2 separate regions of the Mus musculus genome follow, and region 1 is linked to region 2. Evidence: chromatin loops called from intact Hi-C (ENCODE). Cell type or tissue: left cerebral cortex. All regions are shown on one strand. Links, peaks and the distances in the headings refer to the core of each region. The heading gives the core; the rest is flanking DNA.

Region 1 (10,058 bases), core at 729-8,728, 490 kb after region 2:
GAACAAACGGGAGGCTGCCCGGCCCTTACACCGTCACAGGCGTGGGTCCCAACACTACTACGCCATAATCCCACAATGGCTGCGTGGAGTTTTTATTTGCCTCTGAGCACTGGGCGGAGTCAAGGCCACACCCACCCACCCAGTCCCCTCCCAACTCAGCATCCATGCAATCCCAGAACTCTGTAGGCCTTATGCCTGCAGGGTCCGGGAAACCACTGAACGTTAGCACTTTTCCCCCCAGTTTTTATTGGTTATTATTTTATTTTTTGACATTTCAAATGTTATTCCCCCTTCCCAGTTTCCCCTCCACAAACCCCCTATCCCCTACCCCACTCCGCCCTTCTCTACCTAGACCCTCTAACCTACAGTTTTGAGCAACTGCTTGACAGAAAGGAGTGTTGGGGAAACCGCGATCTGAGACTTCAGTCAAGCCAGTCTCTCTGATCTCAGTGGAGAAACAGAAGAAAGGCTTGATAACACAGGAAGGGTGCACAGCCTCTGTAGACAAAAGAGACACCATAATCCCTCCAGACCAACACAGTAGGTTTTCATAGGGCTAAGGAGGAGCGCCTCTGTCCTTCCTCCATGCAAAGTGACGCCCAGATGCCCACACCGTACAATTTAGGCATCCCACAGTATTAACCATACCCGGTGTGGGGGCGCTGATTCTCTGTAACTCCAGTTCTAGGAAATTGAACACCCTCCTCTGATTGCCTTGGGTACCATGCAGGTGAACATGCATGCCTGTAGGCAAAGCACTCACACTATAAAAATAAATGTTAAAAAAAAATGATTTATTTTGGAGAGAAATAAGGCAAGCAGACAGGTCTCTGAATTCAAGACCATCCCGATCTATATATTGAGTTCCTGAATGGGCAGACTCCATCTCAAATTTAAAATTAAGTTAGTAATATAATATACCTTTGAATCTGGGCATAGGTGGCACACATTTGTAATCCCAGGGTAAAGACAGTAGGATGCTGAGTACAGGAACAGTCTGGGCAGTGAGGACAGCAAGACTTGGTCCTGCAAAAACAACCAGCCAAAAAAACAAGCAAACCACTAGCAAAATAAAAGTGTGTGTGTGTGTGTGTGTGTGTGTGTGTGTGTGTGTGTGTGTGTGTGTATGAATGACTGTCCTTGGTCAGTGTGTGACATTTTTGTGTGTGGGGGGGGGGGTTGTTTTTGGTTTTGGTTTTGGTTTTTCGAGACAGGGTTTCTCTGTATAGCTCTGGCTGTCCTGGAACTCACTTTGTAGACCAGGCTAGCCTCGAACTCAGAAATCTGCCTGCCTCTGCCTCCCAAGTGCTGGGATTAAAGGCTTGCACCACCACGCCCAGCTCAGTGTATGACATTCTAAGATAACAGGTGATGAGCAGAAGTTAGTGCTTTACTGAGTTGATGGGGGAAGAGAACTGGGGGACAGAGAGGGGCACTTCCCTGAGTCCCTGGGCGGTGGCTGGTGGGTGCCCTTTCCGTTTGCAGAGAACACTTACAGAGAGTCACTCTGTAGGGATGGATTCATTATAGGCAGGATATTCTGAGGCATCTGATTGGGAAGCAAATCTGGATGGGATGAAGGTATCAGACTTGAAGCTGTGAGGATGAAGAGGAGAGGGCTCAGGTCACACACCTGGGCCAGGCTTGGCCTGCGGGTGATGATCAGTGCCAGGCGGTTAGACAGAGGGGGAGCTTTAAGCAACATCCATTTTTCTTTATTGGCCTTGTTCTTGTTTGTTTGTTTTTCTGTGTAGTCCTGGCTGTCCTGGAACTCACTCTGTAGACCAGGTGTGGCCTTAAACTCAAGAGTTTCACCTGCCTCGGCCTCCCAAGTGCTGGGATTAAAGGCATGCACTATCAGGCTCTAGCAAGCTGTTCCCATCCCCCCCCCCCCCGCCCGCCCACTCCCCTGAGACTCTCACTTTGTAACCCAGGCTAACCTCAGATTCACCCTCCTATGACTTGTGGCTTGCATTGTCTGATCAAATCATTTAAACCTCGTGGCTACTGTTGTTGCTGTCATTAGCGATGTTGCTTTAAAGACTTGTGCCCTCTGTTCTATGCCCTCTGGGAGGAAGAGAAGCCTTTTGTGACCAAGACCACGGTTTTTTGTTTGTTTGTTTGTTTGTTTGTTTGTTTTTAGTCTGTCACATGATTAGGGAATAAACAGGAAGCTTTGGCCTTGGAGGAAATAAGCCCTACTTGTGGACACCTTGCGGATTTTTTGTCTTCCTGGGACTACTAAACCTAAGGACCTTTGTTTTCATTGGCTTATGAAGACTAATGAGAACTTATATAAATCCAAGTTTGCCCCCTCTCCCCCCAAAAACCCAAAGGAGCTACACTAATACTTTAAGTGGGATAAACAAAACAGAAATCATGTCTTGTAGAAGGTGCTAGCAGGAAGTGTTTTTTTAAGCCAGGTGTGGTGGTGGTGGCTTTGGCGGCAGCTTTGGCGGCAAACGCCTTTAATCCCAGCACTTGGGAGGCAGAGGCATGCAGATCTCTGAGTCTTGAGGCCAGCCTGGTCTACAGAGTGAGTTCCAGGACAGCCAGGGCTCTACAGAGAAACCCTATCTCGAAAAACAAAAACAAAAACAAAACAAAGCAAAACAAAACAAAAACCTTTTCTTTTCCTTAGTTTCTAGCCTCTTAAGCATTCTGTCTCTACCTCCTGAGTGATGGGATTAAAGGCGTGCGCCACCAAAGCCCAACCAAAAATTTTTTTCTTTGCTTCCTATTTTTCCTGAAAATTGAAGGGTTTTTCTGTCAGGATCAGATTTTTTTAAAAAAGATTTATTTATTTATTATATGTAAGTACACTGTAGCTGTCTAAAGACATACCAGAACTCGAGGGCGTCGTTACAGATGGTTGTGAGCCACCATGTAGGTGCTGGGAGTTGAACTCAGGACCTTCGGAAGAGCAGTCAGTGCTCTTAACTGCTGAGCTATCTCTCCAGCCCCCAGGATCAGATTTGAAAGGGGGAAAAAAAAACTTTGAAAAAAGAAAGAAAACCATGAAGTAGGGCTGGAGAGAGGGCTAGACAGTTAAGAAAAAGCCCCAACTGATCTTGCAAGAGCAATGTATGCACTGGGCCACTCAGCCATCTCTCCAGTCCCCGGGTGTGCCTGTGCGTGTGTACGTGTGCAGATGTCTTCAGAGACCAGAAGAAGGAGTCAGATCCTTGGAGCTGGACTTCCAGATAGTTATGAACTACTCTATGTAGCGCTGGGAACTGAACTCAAGTCCTCTGAAAGAGCAATGCCCCTACACACTGAGCGGTCTCCAGAGGCCGCCCCCCCCCCACCTCTATTTTCAGGGCAAAATTTGCATTGGGAATTATTTCATAACTATACAGATTCTTTTAGTCGTATCCTCTCATTTCTGTGAGTGAACCCTCAGGAATCTGTTCCCCCCCACACTTTTAATATTTTATACTTGCTAACCACAAAACCTTTAGAACTATAATGCATAAGCAAGGTTTTCAAAAATGTTCAGACAAGGCAGTGAATAACTTCACATGTACTGTGTCTTCTAGACATGGGATAATAACCTTGCACTTAGTGTGTCTTCAATGCACTGGGTATGCATGTATATATATATATATATATATATGTGTGTGTGTGTGTGTGTGTGTGTGTGTGTGTGTGTATATATATATATATATATATATATATATATATATATATATACGCAATATGAACCCTAACCCTATATATGACATATATCCATGAAGGTCAAACACTTGTACACTAAAATAAAATAAAATAAAAAATAACTGGTTCTTCGCCTGCTTGACTTTGCATCCTGTTGTTGAAGATGAGGCTGCATCTTGGAGTTCTCATCCTGTGGTGATTTGATCATAAAGGAGGCCCCCATAGGCTCATATGTTAGAATACTTGGTCCCCAGTTGTAGAACTGTTTGGGAAGGACTAGGAAGAGTTGAGTGGCCTTCTTGGTGGAGGTATGTCATCGAGGGTAGACTTTGAGGTTCAAAAGCCCACTCCAAGCCCAGAGTTTCTCCCTCTCTCACCCCACTTCAACTCTCTAATCAAATATAAGCTCTCAGCTATGTCTCCATTACCATATCTGCCTGCCTCCATCTCCCTGTGGGCCTGGAATTTACACCACCCTGCTCCAGAGTCGCAGTGCACGAGCTCAGGCCTTGACACAAGAAGCAGCCCTTGGTCATTCCTAATCTTTTTCTCCTTTAGTGTGCTCATTGGTCCCTTCGTATGAAGATGCCTGTTTGTGTTTTAATATTTGAGTTCTCGAAAAGAAAAGGTCCTTTTCCGTGCGTTTGTTTTATTTTCTTTTTTTTAGAAGTAGAGTCTGCATAACTCTAACCTAACTGTCTTGGAACTTACTGTGTAGACCAGGCTGACTTCAAACTCAGTTTACCACCAATCTGACTCTCTAGAGGTTCCTTTTAAAATTTTTTCCTTTTTAGTTTTATTTATTTTACTTTGTGTGTATTGTGTGTATTTGTGTGCTTTGCTTACATCTCTGTGCACCGCGTGTGTTCCTAGTGCGGGCAGAGATGAGAAGAAGGGTGTTGGGAGCCTGCTGCGGATCCTGGGGTCCAAACAAGTGCTCATAACCCCTGAGTCCTCTCCAGTCACCTCCCGAAGCAATCTCCAGCCCTACTTCAAGAGTTTTGGCTGGTTTTGCCGCAGGGTCTCAGGTAGCCCAGGCTAGCTCAAGGCTCTCTGTAAGGCTGGAGATGACCCTGTCCTGCTTCTGTCTTCCAAGTTCCGGTATCTCAGGGCACGCCCACCACGTCCAGCTTCTCTTTGCACCCCCAGATGTTTGAAGCCAATCCAGTGTGGTGAGTTGTGCTTCTCTTTGGCAGTGTGCCTAAGGTGGGCTGTGGAAATGTTCTTCACATTTTGGGCTATTTTGAGTCTCATGTTCTGTTTTTTGGCAGAAATTCTGTTTTAATTTATTTTTATCATTTTTTAAAACTTTTTTTTAAATTAGATTTTTTTCCATACAATATATTCTGCTTATAGTTTCTCTCCCCAACCCCCCCACCCAACTACATCCACACCTTTTCTTGCTCTCATTAGAAAACAAACAAGCATCTAAAAAGAATAATAAGAAAATACAAACTTTAATAGAATAAAACAAACAAAAGAAAAAAATTAAAAGAACCAAAGAAGCACACATAGATGCAGAGACACACACATTCACATATACACAGAAATCCCACAAAAACACAAAACCTTCAGAACTATAATGCATAAGCAAGGTTTTTTGAAATGTTCAGACAAAGCATTATGAGACATGAAAATCTCCAAAAATACAAGTTTGTTTTGTACTGGTCTTCTATTGCTAGGCATGGAAACTGCCTGGACCTTTAGTTTGTATACCCAGTGAGATTGTTGGCTAGAACGATGTTTTACTCAGTGAGTAGTTATCATTTGGAGATAGCTTTCAGGTTGCGAATGAGGCTTCTGTCTACTTCTCTCACCTCTGGGCCCTAACTGGCTTAGACTAGTGCAGGCCCTTGGTTTCACCAGTTTTTAGAAGTAGGGCTGTTTTCAAGATTCCTTAGTTTAATGGTGCCCCCTTCCGTCCAGATTTTAAACTACAGCCTTTGAATGCTGCTGTCTCAAGGGCGCTCAAGGTTTGACGGTTTAGGCTACTTTTGTAACAATACAAAAATGCCACTCACCCTCTTTTTTCTCATTCTCTCCTCTCCTCACCCTTATTCTGTCTTCCTTCCCTCTGTTCCCCCCTCCTCCTCCTCTTCTTCCTCCTCCTCCTCTTTGGTTTTGATTTTTTTTTTTCTGAAACAAGGTCTTTTTTTAAAGATCTTTTATTTCTTATGTGTATGTCTGTGTGTGCAGTGCACACATTATGTGTGTGGTTGTCCATGGAGGGCAGAAAAGGCCTTCAGATCCAGTTATAAGGCTGTGAGCCTCCTGACGTGGGTCCTGGGACCAACTCTGGTCCTCAGCAAGAGCAGAAAGTATTCTGTACCTCTGGGCTGGGCCATCTCTCCAGCACCTTCAGGGTCTTTCAATCTCTCCCTGTGCTGTCCTGATTTACCAGGGTTCCTTTTGTTAGACATCTTCCTCTTTCAAACTCATATCAATATCAGTCTCTAAAAAAAATATCAATATCAAGATGATAGATTGATCAATCGATAGAGAGATAGCATACAAATATTTTTCCTGGATTTTGAGACAGGGTTTTACTTATCTTGGAGCTCATTCTGTAGACCAGGATGGCCTGAGACTCAGAGATCAGCCTGCCTCTGCCTCCAAGAGCTGGAGTTAAAGATGTGCACAACCATGCCTAGGTAGGTTTTGTTGGTGGTGGTTTGGTTTGGTGTGGTTTGGTTTTTAACGACAGCCTTTCAGTATGTGTTCTAGTTTAGCCCTACATGTGTGGCTGAGGCAGGAGGCTACTCTGAGCTATATAGTGAGTTTCAGACCAACCTGGGCTGCAGTATGAGGCCTTGTTCCCCTGTCCTCAGAAAGGATTGTGGGTTTGTGAGACGGCAAGCCAGTCAATACCTGTTGTTCTTTTTCTCCTATGGTAACATGGAAGCAGGCTTGAAAACTCTTTGAAGCGAAGTGGGCATGACAGTGAGCCAACAAATCTTTCTTGCCAGTGTGTATGTGTGTGTGTGTGTGTGTGTGTGTGTGTGTGTGTGTGTGTGTGTGAGTGTGTGTGTGAGAGTGTGTGAGTGTGTGAGAGTGAGTGTGTGTGTGTGTGAGTGAGTGTGTGAGTGTGTGTGTGTGTGTGTGTGTGTGTGTGTGTGTGTGTGTGTGTGTGTGTGTGTGTTTTCCAGGCCAACTCTCTACCACTGAGCTACAACCTCAGCCCCCTCATTACATCTTTAAAACACGTGCCTGGCCCACAGGGCATGAGTTGTTGACCCTTGTTCTACACTGATATTTGAAATGTTAAATGGTTCAAATTTAGGTGGTCATTATTATTCTCAGTAACCTAGGAGTTCATATTGATTTCTTGGAGTTCTTTATATATGCAAAGTAAATACACATCTCTGTGGCAGAAAGGGATGGGTGGCCCAGACCCTCTCCTGAGAGGAAGAACTGTGGCCCCACTGCAGGGGATGCACTAAGAAAACAGCTTGCAGTTGCCAGTTACTTCTAGGTCCCTCTCTCTCTTCTACAGATAGCAGCTGTACCAAGGGCATGACTTCCAACAGTCTGGTATCTGGCGCAAGGTGCTGTTGAGACAGAGGCTGAGCTAGCTCGTCCCCCTTAATTTAACACCCTCTCGTGGACAGCGCTTGTTCCAGAGTTGCTTGCTGGTGACTGGGGTCTCCTGGGGCCTGCATTTGCTTTCTAGTCTGTCTTCAACCCAGCTGTGCTCACCCCCCATTTCCTTCACAGGTGGCTCTCCCAACTACATCTCCAGCATATACTGCTTACTCTACTGTCCCTTGTATGTCAAACACCTCCCTCGGTGACTCGAATTTGGTTACAATGCATTTTTTTTTCTCAGTAGAAATCTGTCTTTGTCCTTATCTATCCCACCTCCCACTTCTGAGACGGTGTCTCAGTGTCTCATGGTCTCACGTAGCCGAGGCTGGTCTCAAGTTTCCTGTGCAACCTGAGATAACATTGAACGTTTTTTTAAGATTCATTTACTTTGTGTGTGTGAGAGAGCATTTTGCCTACGTGTTATGCACCACGTGCATGCCTGGAACCTGTGGAGATCAGAAGAGGGAACTGGGGTTCCAGATGATTGTGAGCCATCTGTATGCAGGGAACCTTACCAGGGTCGTCTTCTGCAAGAACAACAAGTGCTTTTAACTGCTGAGCCATCTCTCCATGTCCACATTTTAAGGTTTATTCAGGTGTCTATGTGTCTGTATACCACATCCGTGCAAGTTTCTCCAGAGGCCAAAACAGTATGTCAGATCCCTGAGAGCTCAAGTTACAAATAGTTATAAGCCTCGTGGCGAGGGCGCTATGAACTAGACTCTAGTCCACTGGAGGATCAGTCCTCTTCCTTAAATTTTGTTTTGTTTTAAATTTTGAGACAGGGTCTCTCTACATAGCTCTGGCTGTCCTGGAACTCACTCTGTAGACCAGGCTGGCCTCAAACTCAGAAATCCGCCTGCGTCTGCCTCCCGAGTGCTGGGATTAAAGGTGCATGGCGTCATGGCAGCTTTCTTCTAACTTTGGTTTGTATCTTAGGTATGTGGATGTTTTGTGGGTGCTCCACATGAATGCAAACCTGCAGCAACCAGAAGGCGTAAGATTCCCCTGCAACTGGAATTACAGCCCACTGTTAGCTGCCATGTAGGTGCTGAGCCATCTCTCCATCCCTCAGCAAGCATTGCCACCACCCCCTGAAAACTTAGCATCTGGGCTGGAGAGATGGCTCAGCGGTTAAGAACACTGACTGCTCTTCCAAAGGTCCTGAGTTCAAATCCCAGCAACCACATGGTGGCTCACATGGAGATCTGATGCCCTCTTCTGAAGACAGCTACAGTGTACTTACATGTAATAAATAAATAAATCTTAAAAAGCAAAAATTTAGCACCTAGTTGACTGATACTGTTGTGTTGACCTTGCAACTTAGCTTCTAAGTTCTCTGTGAGTTTGTGCAGCTTGGGCTACAAAGCAAGTGCCAAGACAGCCAGGGCTACACGGAGAAATTCTGTCTTCAAAAAACAAAAAGCAAACAAAACAAACAAAAGGAGTAATGTTATTTATTTAGTGTGTGTAGTCAAAGGACATCTCGCAGAAGTTGGTTCTCTCCTTCCACCATGTGAGTCCCCAGGGGGTGAACTCAGGTCTTCAGGCTGGGCAGCAGGCACCTTTACCTCATGATCTATCTCTCTGGCCTTTAATGACATTTTTATATAGCTTAAACATGGAGATTTAGAGAGGAAGAGTTGCTCAGAGGTAAACACATGGGGGGGGGGTAATAGGCTTCTCTAAGAGAGAGCCTCTCCCCTCTCTCCCCCTCCTCACCACCCCCTTCTTCTTCTTTAACTGGCTCTCACTGAGTTACCAGTCTGGCCTTGAACTCATTATGTAGCCCAGGCTGGCCTTGAATTCTCTCTCCTCTTCCCTCAGCCACACACCACTTTGTATGTGCGTGGATGCAGAGGCAAGAGAGCAGCCTCACCTGTCATTACTCAGGAACTATCTCCTTGGCTGGTTTGAGATAGGATCTTACACTGGGACCTAGGCCTTGCCCGGGAAGCTGGACCAGCTGGCAGTGGGCCTTAGGAACCTTCAGGTTCAACCTCCCTAGTGCTGGGGTCTACCATGAGGGATGCCACACACCCCTACTTTTTTACAGAGGTACTGGGGACCAGACTTGGGTCCTCACGCTTATGTGACAAGCGCTTTACAGCTGGAGGCTCCCCACCCCCACCCTGTGCCTGACCCTTGATCTTGATTTCCAACTTCCAAAACTATGAGGGAATGGCTAGCTGCCTCCTCAGCTGTTCTTCAGAGTTCAGCCTAGCAGCCTTTACTGACTGACGATCCCCCCACACCTCAGCCACCGTCAAGCGTGGCAAATGCTTTCAGTCTCTTGGCTGGGTCTCAGTGGGCATTACTTGCTTGGTAAACCTGAAACTCCAGTGACTCCCAGTTCCCTCTTTCTATCTGGGGGGGGGGGTCTCTGTGACCATGACAGCCAGCAGAGTAATGACCCACGGGAAGGGAAAAGGCAGTTTGGTTGGACATGACTCAGTCGTCAGTGTTGGGTCAAACTCTGGGAGTCTGACCCGGAGTCGTTTATTTTATTAATATTCAAGAAGAGCACAGTTTGGTGAAAACTTTCCTGGTGATGAATTATCTCAATCTGGTGTGCACAATAAAGCATTCAGAAATCTCCTTGAAGAACAAAATAAGCTAAATTAGGATCAGACATTACTGCAGAGAAACTCCTTGTTAAGTCCATGTGACATCATCTATAAAGATGGGTTCTACCGGTTGGCTGAGAAAAACAAGCTTATGATAAGGGTCTGGGGGAGGGGCCAGTGTGGTTTCTGCCACTCAGCACAAAAGTCATCAGGTTAGAAAACATGTCCACGCGCAACTTTCTGGGTGGG
Region 2 (10,058 bases), core at 924-8,923:
ACACACTGGCCACGCCTCTGCCCACACTTGCTTTAGGACTGCGCCCCGGAGTGCCTCTCTCTCCTTGGCTTCACCAGGCTCTTCTCCTGTGCACGGGATGACATCAGCCTCCGTGTATCTGGCATGGTGGTCAAGGACAATAGACCCAAGGTTGCAGTAGGACACAAGGGCTCTGAATGCTCAGGAGTGCCCCTGCCCCCTGAAAGCTGTGACTGGCTCCAGGAGTATGATTACATTTTAGAGGCACCAGCTACTTTTGTTACTGCTGGCTTGCCCCACTTTGCCCCAAGGATACTGTGGTTTCCCATACTCCAGTGTGTCATCTCCATCCACATCCAGGTCAGCGTCACTGTCTGGGTTCTCTTTGCCACTGCACATGACGAAGCCGGAGCCTGTGGGAAGCAGAATGTTAAGAAGGGCCAGAGGCCAGGAACTAGCCCAGGGGTGCCCTTCCTGCTGCTCCCAGGTGGGAATTAGTTCGGAGATGAGACAGAGTGACGTCCAAGCAGACACTCAGGTGATTACTGGTTACTTCCAACCCCTTTCTCTGTACTCCTCCCTAGCCTTTAAATGTACGCATGGAGCTTCAGGTTGTCTCTGCTCATAGACTCACATTCACACACTACTAGAGGACGCTGTGACAGGCCTCCTATATATCTGTTTTCCAGTTCCAGGAAGAGCAACAAGAGGGTAGAGAAACTCAGATCCAAAAGGTCATCCCAGCTAGGACCTGAGCATCCTTCTATCTCAACTGTCTAGCTTGAGAGCCATTAGAGAGGAAAAAAAGCTGGCTAAGGCCAATCAGAGCCATAGAGTAGGACCCCCCAGCCAACATCCTGATTTGGGCCACTAGGTCCTTTGCCAGCAAAAACACCAGGCAGCTGTTCAAATATTTGGTGTCTGAAGCGCCTGACATTAATTATTCATCTCCACCTCACACAGCCCAGATTCCTGGACAAGTGCAGTTAGAAAGGGATTAGAAAGGGAGACACGGGAGGAGCACACGCACGATGCCTCAGGGTAGCCTCGAAGGCAGCTAGGCTGGGCATGGAAGGCTGAGGCCAGAGGCTGTTGATCCCCAGAGGGCATTTGGCACAACCAAATGCAGACTCTTGGCTAATGTAAAGGATGAGCTACTAAGGCCTTACCAAGCCTGTTTAATTCGCCAAGTGGCCTCTGACTCCCGGAACATTTCCTCATAGGCCAAGGTCAGAGACCAAAGAGCTGTCCCTGCATTTTTGTCCTTGTGGGTCTCAGGTGACATCTTACTAGCCGGACCAGCAGTTCTGCCAGGGACAAAGGAAATGAAGGGCTTTTCCCAAAAGGGTTAGAAGCATCATCTTTTGCATCAAAGAGGAAGCTCAGAGCTCTGCCCAGTCATCTCAGGAATGTGTTCTTTCTGCCTCAGTCCAATGACTTCTGCTCGTATCCATCAATGGCTCCCAATGCATACACCAATCAGGCCAGGCTCCAACCTGGTCACTTTGCTCCAGAACTCCTGTGTGGTGTGCAGACACGAAGACTGCCTGCCATGTCTTAGACACAGCTAACAACTTCCCCTCATGCTGTTCAGTACACCAGGATGTCCTTTCTGACAGTCCTTTTCCCTGACTCTTCCCCTTTATCCCTCAGTCTATGGTCTAAGATTCATTCCAGCCAGCTACCCCTGAAGCTAGTCAGTGCCTGGGCTCTATCTTCCTGACAGTCCTCATTTGGCGCCTACCCAGAGGGACTGACACACTTGAGGCAGCAGGCAGGTCAGCTGCAGAGCCATTAAGCTGAGAAAACACCAAGTTACAGCTCTGTCTCCTATTCACAGCCAGGTGTCCTGACAAGCAATTCCCACCCTGAGGGTGAGTGGCACCTCTATAAACCCTCTGACAGTTTGGGAGACAAACTCCGCCATCAATCAGAATGTAGCTATCAGGTTCACTTACAGCCTGTACCCCATAAGCCCTGCCAAACCCCACCAGCTTCCAGCCCCAAGTGCATGCAACTCAGCAGCAGCCTCGTATGCCCTGCCAGCCCAGCTTAGCCACTCGTGTGGTGGGAAAAATTAAAGAGTCTTTAGTACCACCTCTGAGCTCAAACGCTTTCCTCTTGCTGAAGGAATGACCTTTCACCTCCTACATTCTTTCACCTTTTGGAGGCCACCCTCTCTGGCCTGGTATGAACAGTTTCAGGATCTGGTCCCCATCCTCCGGGTGCTTGAGTGGCCCCTTCCTTGATGTCCAACTCTCAGATCATATTTACTGTGCCAATACTGTTCCTTACCACACTGCAAACTTCAAGGGTCACAAGCCTGACTCCACTCAGCGTCATCGACAACACACACCACAGCAGCACTGGCTGAATACTTGTGAACCTGGCACCACGAGGAAGACCAGGCCTCGTTGGTTAGTGCCCAGAGAAATTTATCAAGTCTTGCCCCAGTTTGGCAGCAACCTTCTGTTCTCACTAAGGAGCAAAAAGGGCGGGCATGATTCGTCTAAGAAAAGGCCTGTCTGCCTCTGGCCTGAGCAGTCTTCTACTGATACTCATTCCATCCCCCAGCTGAGACAGATGTGGGGAACCTCTCCCTATCCCCACAGGTGTTCCCAACAGGCTGCCACCACCAATTTTACTCCGGTACCAGCCCCAACCTGCTTCAACCTCCTTCCCAGCACATTAAACTTTATTTTCTTAATGAAATGTCACTTGCTGACTTCTGGCAGAATCATAATAAAAAGAAACGGCCATAAAGCCATTTTATGCCGAAAGCAACCGTGCCAGCTTGCCCCTCCTCCATCTTGGAGAGGAAGCTCCACTGTCATTTTATGTTCTCAGCTGCTGGAGTATCCCAAGCCAGTACTCAGAAGCAAGATGGCACAGACAGCTCCCTTCCAAGTCTCTGGCCCCTCTTCCATGAGCTCCAGGAAGGGCAGGCAAGCTGCTGCTCCTGCTGCTGCTACGCAGCAAGCAACTTGGTCCCTAGGACCTCCAAGACGGTCCAGACCAGCTGCTGGTCACCAGGGAGGCCCCTCTGCGATGGTTCTGCTCCAGATGAAAGGGACAAAATGGCTGGCAAACTAAGTCTGATGGGCAACAGTGCCTGGCACCGTTCCCTTCCCTTGAGTGAACGCCTGCAGCCCAGCTAAGTGCCAAAATGATATGTAAGTCTAAATTTTATGAAAATGATCCTGCTCCCATAAACTCATTTCTTCCTGAGCCACTGAGGGGGGGGGAGAATCAGTGTTAATTTAATCAATTGATCAAATGATCGATTGAGAAACTGGATATGCCCGTTTACTGGGGGCAGTAACATCCTGGAACCTGAAACCACACACACACAAAAAAGAACCATTGATTTCCTCACCTGCTGCTCCCAGCCAAACCAGAGCCTGGGAAGAAAGGAAAGTCTTGGGGCTTCTAGAGCCCAGTGCTTGCCTACAGGGAGGGCAGGGGCAGCAGCTTCCGGGGAGTTTTACACTGGAATTAGTTACAGATGCAGTTACGGTGTCTTGTGTAAACGCCATCGATTGGGGAGCTGACAGTCTGGGGAGCTACGATGCGGGACAATCAATCGGCCTGCAGTGTCACCTGCCACCTCGCTGAACAGTTGACAATGCAATTATCCAGTGTGGAGGCAGGGAGTTGGCGTGTGTCAAACGCACTTAGCCACTTTCCGGGCCTTCTCGATAACGCGTTTCACTGCCTCACATCAGGAGAGTCACAGAGACAGACGCCGCTTAAACCATTGATACTTGCTCTTTCTGCCAACACTCCCTCTGTTCCCGCTTAACAATTGTGTTCCAAAAGGTGATTAAATCCTGTCCAGTGCCACAGGGGACAGAAGAAGCCTTGCTCCTAGCCACACCCCTCCCAACAGGCAGCCATCATAAATGGAAGGAGGTGGAGAGTGAGAAGGCAGCCACCTATACCTTCCTTCCATTCCAAACCCGTTTCCAGTGGTACTGTTGCAACACGTGTCACCCACAGGGCTAGGAGCACAGTGGCAATCAGACATTTTTGGCAACTAGGGCTCACATCTTGGCCCATACCTGTGGAGTCACACCTTGCACACTCTTGTTTCATAATCTGTTGGTTACCTTATCAACAGTTATTAAAAAGAACTGTGCTGAAGCTGCCTCTAGCTGCTGTTCTCTCATAATCGCAGGGTGCTTAGACCCAGCCTTAATCTAAGACAAGAGACCCTAGGCAAGATCTGGCGGGGCAGCAGCCCTCATAACCACTACCTTAGCACCCTCCCCACCCCAAGACACACACAGACTTTGTATCTCTGGCTGGTCTAGAACCAACTATGTAGACCAAGGTGGCCTTGGAATTAGAGACCCATTTGTGTCTGCATCAGGAGCGCTGGGATTGAGAAGAGAAATACTGTCTCTAACCTACGTCACCCTGAAAGGGGCTTCAGCCAGGGCTCAAAGACAAAGGTGCACACACTTGCCACTTCCTGAGCATCATCCTGGGAAGTGAACCATCTTACCACTCCTGGCCCACAACATAACAGCCACCTTATTTAAAACTAATCTTTTCCACATCCTTTTGAGCAGACTGATCCTTCTAGTTGTACTGAGTTCTGGCTTCCCCAAGTCTGGACAAGTGAATTCTTACTGGCAACCGATACAAGGGAGGACTTACAGCCCAGCACCCCACACCTCTAAGACAGAGGAGGTAGGGAATAAGAGGAAAATCGAGCCCTTACTCATTGGTCACATGGCTCCTTGAGGATGGAGGTCACATGGTCACAGTTATCCCAAGGCTGCCTCCCTTGTGGCCCATTTCTCTAGCCTGAAGACATCTCTTCTGCCTAGGTTTGGCAGAGTATCCCAGAAAAGCACCTTTTACCCTAATTGTTGTATCTTTAGATGAAGCACTGGGCCCTGGGTTCTGCCCATATGCAACACCACGAGCAGTGCAAAAGACCTGAGGTTTCAAGTGAGCAGGCGGCAGCGGAGTGCACAGCCCAGAGTGCTCTGAGACCCGAGGGTCAGACGAGCTGCTCTCTACAAGACTTTCCTCATTTCCCCAGGCTTTATTTCTGTTTCTTAATCTGTTTGTACTGGGAGGCAGAGGCAGATGAAACTCGAGTCTGAGGCCAGTGTGGTCTACACAGCGAGTTCCAGGTCAGCTGGGGTGACATAGTGAGATCTCCTCTCTAAATAAATAAGAATCTATTTGTAGACCGACCTCCCTCGACGTTCTCTTGCTCTCTTTTGTCCTGAGACATTGACCCTCCTTGTCATTAACCCCAGGCTCTCAAGCTCACAGCCTGTTCTTCTGAGCCAAGTGTCTTCACCATGACTCTTGCTAGACCACTGCCTAGATTACATTCAAGGCAGCCGGTCTGACCATGTAGGAAGCTCTGTTGAGGATGACGAGGGGACCCTAGTCTGGGAGGGGGGACAGAGGAATGAAGGGATGCAGGGACTTATCACAGTTCTTCAACTCTTTCATATCTAACAAGGACAGCAATCTCTGCTGTCAGCATGCACAGGACGGCTTAAATGGGCCTCGCTACTCTCCTGCTCATCCTGCCTCTGCCTCCCTCTCTGAAGTCGGCCGGGCAGCTTCTTCGGCTGGCGTTATCACTCCCTCTAACCGGTCTTGGCAGGCAATCTAATTCCTCCTGAAAAGGTCACCGCCATTTTAACTGCCTTTCAATCACATTAAGCAGGAGCTGCCCAGCTTGCGGCCCAGCCCGCCCGGCGGCGATCAATGCACTGCACTGACACCAGCAGCCTGGCAGGGCCACACCCAACCCCCCCCCCCAAGAGTTGGGCCTATTGGTCCTGGCCAGGGAGGGTCGGCTGACAGATGGCCAGCTTTTGCAGATGGGCTTCAGGGGCAGAGGCAGTCAGGATCAGCCAGGGCCTCTCTTTGATAGCCCCTCCCATTGAGGAGGCTCCACTTTCTGCCTCGTGGCCCCCGCTGATCTCGCTGTAAAACAGCCTTTCAAGTTAGCCTGTCTTTTGACTGCACTAAGCTGTTTAAGAGGCGGCAGCAGCTTCTATCAGGAAAGCTGGAGCAATTCTCTGCAGATAAAGGCCCCTCCGGCCCCATTCCCTCTTCAAGTCTCATTCTCGCTCTCCAAATCGCTCAAAGAAAAGCCCTCTTTGAACTCTCCTCAGGAATTCTTGAAAGGATCAACCTCGCAGTGTAAACACACCCAGAAAGATGATACCTACCCGAGGCCCGAGAGCCTCTGACACCCATCTGCTGGCACATCCCATGCAGAAATGGCTTTGCTTAAGCAGTGGGCCCTGTGCAGCCTGACCCATTCAGACACTCCAGGAGCCCAAGAGCCACAGGGTCCTGTTCCTTGCCAAGAAACCTAAGCAGCAGCTGCAGTTGGTGTGAACAGTTGCAACTGACAGCAGAGCTAATCTAGAACAGCCTTCCAGAACTGACTCAGCAAGACTGCCTTCTAAACCTGGTCACACACCCTAGCATCCATGTGCCTCATTCCTGGGCTCATGAGCGCCATCCTTCATTCTTGAGAGGCTTCAGACCTGCTAGAGCCCCAGGACAGAAATGCTCTGTGCAATGACAACTAAGGCTGCTTACCTAGGGGGTGGCAACAGTTTGGTTTAACCCTCCTGATTTACGCTCTGACTTGTCTTCAGACTGGTGGGCACCATGCAACAAGCTCAGAGGCACAGTGCCCATCTGCACTGGATGGCACTGCAGAGACTTGATCTCACCGGAGACCAGGTGTCATGGCTCTACGGAGGCAAAGGCCCTCCTTCGAGCCTGCTGAGAGATCCCCCAAAGACCACACACAGTGGCCATCTCAAGGGTGTTGCCCAGAAAAACAGGAGGCAGATGGGATGCAGCCTGGCTCTCTTAATGACCACAAACTGCAGTGCCAGCTGTGCTTTACACAGAAAGAGTTAGAAGCCAAGAAGCAGGTACCTCTTTCTCTTGCCCATGGTGACAGAGCTTGACAAGAGGACACTGACCCTGGGCACCTAACCAATTCTTCTGTCTCATCTAGGGAGCCAACCCTTGTCTCAGGAGCTAGGAAGGGAGCAGAGACGGGTAGGGCCCTGAAGACTCTTCGGCAGCGATTGGGGAGAGCCCAAGGGAAGCAGGGAGCAGCTGAGCCCAGGCCCCTCTTCCTTCAGGGCAGAGGGCGCCATGGGAGAAGAGATGGGATCAGAGCTAAAATTAGATTCACCAATGAAGCTCATGGGAGGTCAAATTTTGCCATAACTCACTCTCTCCTCTGTAACTGATTTCCCTGACACAGACCTGGGGAGGAGGAGGAGGAAAATGCAATGTGTTTGCCTAGAAGCCCTGAGGGCCCCTAGTGCTGGAGGTGTACAGCAGGTTGCTGGATTCTCATTTATCAGCCTTAAGAGGGATGGAGTGATAAATGCATAACCGTCCCTTTAATATTTTATGCAGGTGCTAACGCGGCTTGGCTGTCACCTTCAATGCATCACCCGAGGCTGAGAGCCCCCCTCGTCACTGCTAGCTTGCAGCCTCACAATTCCATTTCCCCACCCAAATACAACCACTTTAATATGCACATCACAGGCGGGCAGCACGGTCACAAAGGAGCCCCACGAGCAAGAGCTCCCACGTGGTGGAAATGATGACCAGCTACCAGAAGTGACCTGGTCACCAGAGTGCCACCACCCAAGTTGTCAGCTGCTTTATACCTCGGAAGCCACCTTCCAGGAGTGTGGTGGCCCGTATCCGCTTCTGCCCACACCACTCATATTCCTCAAAGCGGTTGCTGTCCGCATGCTCGATGTCCACAGCATCATCTTCAGCCATGCAGGAGCCTTCCCTCTGTGAAGAGCAGAGCAGGGTCATGCAGCGCCCAGGCCATCCATCCCTACAGCTCCCACAGCCTGCAAGGAAGGCACAGCCCTAGCCCCTGCTCAGGATACCAAAGGGCTCCCGTGAAATACACTCAATATGGCAATCAAAGACCTGGGCCTCTTCCCCAGAATTTTCCACGGGAGCCCAAACAGGGAGTGAGTGAGTGGGAATGAAAGCAGAGGAGAGCCAAGAGCAGAGTGGCTGCGGAGAGCCCAGGGAGAGCCCAGGAGCCCAGAGATGAGGCGCAGTCAGCAGCAAGTGTCAGGGGAGGGGAGGAAGGGAGGTGGGCGGCCACAGCCCCTCTACCTTAGCCAGGCAGTGCTCCACATGCCTACTCATCTCCTGCTCCGATCCTGCCAGGGGGCGGCTGCACAGGGGACATACCTGCCCTTCATCTTGCTTCCTCCGTTTCATTTTCCCAATCCGAGCTGCATGGAGAAACAGAAAATAAGGCACAAAAATAAGCGGATGCTCACTGTAGCTCCATACTAGAGTATCGCAGGAGAGCTGACACACCCTGCCCTGCTGCCGGCCATCGGCCTTTTGTTCAGTGCCTCGTGTCCTCAGGGGCCTGGACTTGCTCCTTGGTGGGCAAGAAGTGTCTACTCAAGAGCAGCACACCCTTCCGAGCTGCAGTGCTCAAGTGAGTCCAGCAGGCAGAGATACTCCGTGTAGTCATGTATGTCCCCAGAAGAGCACTTACTCAGGCTTTGGAAATACAACCCTAAAGAGCAGCTTCCTGGTTAGAATCCCAGGCTACTCTAAAGCTTGAATTGATCTTATTGACTCACCCTCTAGAAGCTTCCTTTGTCCCAGGGCCAATGCCCCGAAGTATGGCACCTAGCATACCTCTTAAGATCAAGACAAGAGCAGTATCTCGGATGTCTCTACTGATCCCGTTTTAAAAGAAAAGACACTGAGGCCCAGTTGTAAAAGTATAGAGTCTGGGCTAGACATTGGGCAGGCAGGTCAGAGGACCCAGGGTACCTGGAGAGGACAGGCCTTACAGTGTTTACCCAAACCTGTCCCATCACCTCTAATCAGTACAGAGGGCTGGCAGGCCCCAGAGGCAGAGGCCTGCCTGCCTGCCATGCTGTCCCAAAGGGGACTCAGTTCCAAAGTGCACACTGCAAGCCCACAGCACTGCTAATTAATGCTGAGAGATGCAATCATTTCTAATTAGCTCACTAATCCTTCTCTGCAGCCCTCCTGTCACTGAAGCAGGAAGGGGTCAAAGCAAGAGATTCTTTCCCTTTTGCCACTCCCAGAATGCAATGGCAGGCTAAGTGATGGCCACTGTGAGGCCAGACTGACGGTGGAAAGGTGAGGGGACTTGTCAAGCAGGGCAAGGCTTACTACTGAGGGCCAGGAAGAACTTTCTTAGGTGTGCTGACCTTGCGGGGGTCAGGGGAGGGAACCACAGGTCAGTCTGTATGCTAAAGGCTGGAGGGTCTCCTGTGTGGTGGTCTAAGAGCCAGTACCTCACAGAGAGGTCCATTACATCCACATCTTGAAGCAAAGGTTGTCTTCCCACAGCTTAACAGATGAAGAGACCTTATAAGGGACATGTGAAAGTACGCCAAAAGTATCAAAGGCAAAGCAAGAAACCAGGCCTCACTCTACAGCCTGGGATGTTCCCTGGTACCAAGAGCCTTCCCACCTCAGCCTTACTGGTGAGTCTGTTCCAGCTAGGGCTCCGGCTCACGCCTGTTGAGGATCTGAGGCAGGGGGTTTCTCTACGGGCAGAACAGCACTAGAAAGAGCCAAGCCAAAGGGAAACCTACCAGGCCACAAGAGCTGCACATGAACTTTTAGAACCTAGGTCTGGAGTCTAACTCATCTCTCCAATTTCCCATGTTTCTACTATAGCGATGTGACTATATTCTGGGCTCTTTGTTCATATAGACGCAGATCCCTGCTTTGAACTTTAGGCATAGGTAGGCTTGACACTGCAGGGCTAGGGACAAAAAGCACGCAAGACATCAGAAAGGCACGGGGCGAAGGTCCAAGAAGTTTTTGGAAACGCAGTGTGGAGTAGTGTGCCCACAAAGGTCTCGGACAGTCCCATCCGGTCTGAAAGTAAGAGGCTGACTCTGTAAAACTTAGTAACTGAATCGGGATTTGGTGGCTCAATGCCTGTGACCCTACAACTTGGGAGGCTGAAGGAGTGCTATAAGTTCCAGGCTAGCCTGGACTAAGTGGGGTGCGGGGGGGGGGGCGGCTCA

The links. A loop is a pair of places that touch in the nucleus more often than their neighbours do. Peaks named below come from ENCODE experiments on the same cell type or tissue, not always from the same donor. Only the 100,000 strongest peaks of a DNase experiment are listed, where the experiment ranks them.
Region 1: it touches region 2 in a loop (2.6-fold over the local background); 4 of 42 quality-filtered maps call a loop at or near these places.

What each region holds. Positions count from the first base shown.
Region 1 is chr4:117,765,567-117,775,624 of GRCm38, forward strand. Klf17 (Kruppel-like factor 17) reads right to left here and starts at 100. Exons shown (of 3, transcript NM_029416.2): 1 at 1-100. In left cerebral cortex, for the core only: a CTCF peak has its summit at 5,578 (motif pointing left); a DNase peak (open chromatin) is centred at 5,571.
Region 2 is chr4:117,277,712-117,287,769 of GRCm38, forward strand. Rnf220 (ring finger protein 220) reads right to left here. Exons shown (of 15, transcript NM_025739.3): 7 at 8,218-8,261; 8 at 7,668-7,800; 9 at 296-392; 10 at 32-118. Among named protein-coding and RNA genes, the nearest start is that of Gm12843, 6.6 kb to the right of the region's middle. In left cerebral cortex, for the core only: no CTCF peak of the experiment used is centred there; DNase peaks (open chromatin) are centred at 5,061 and 6,356.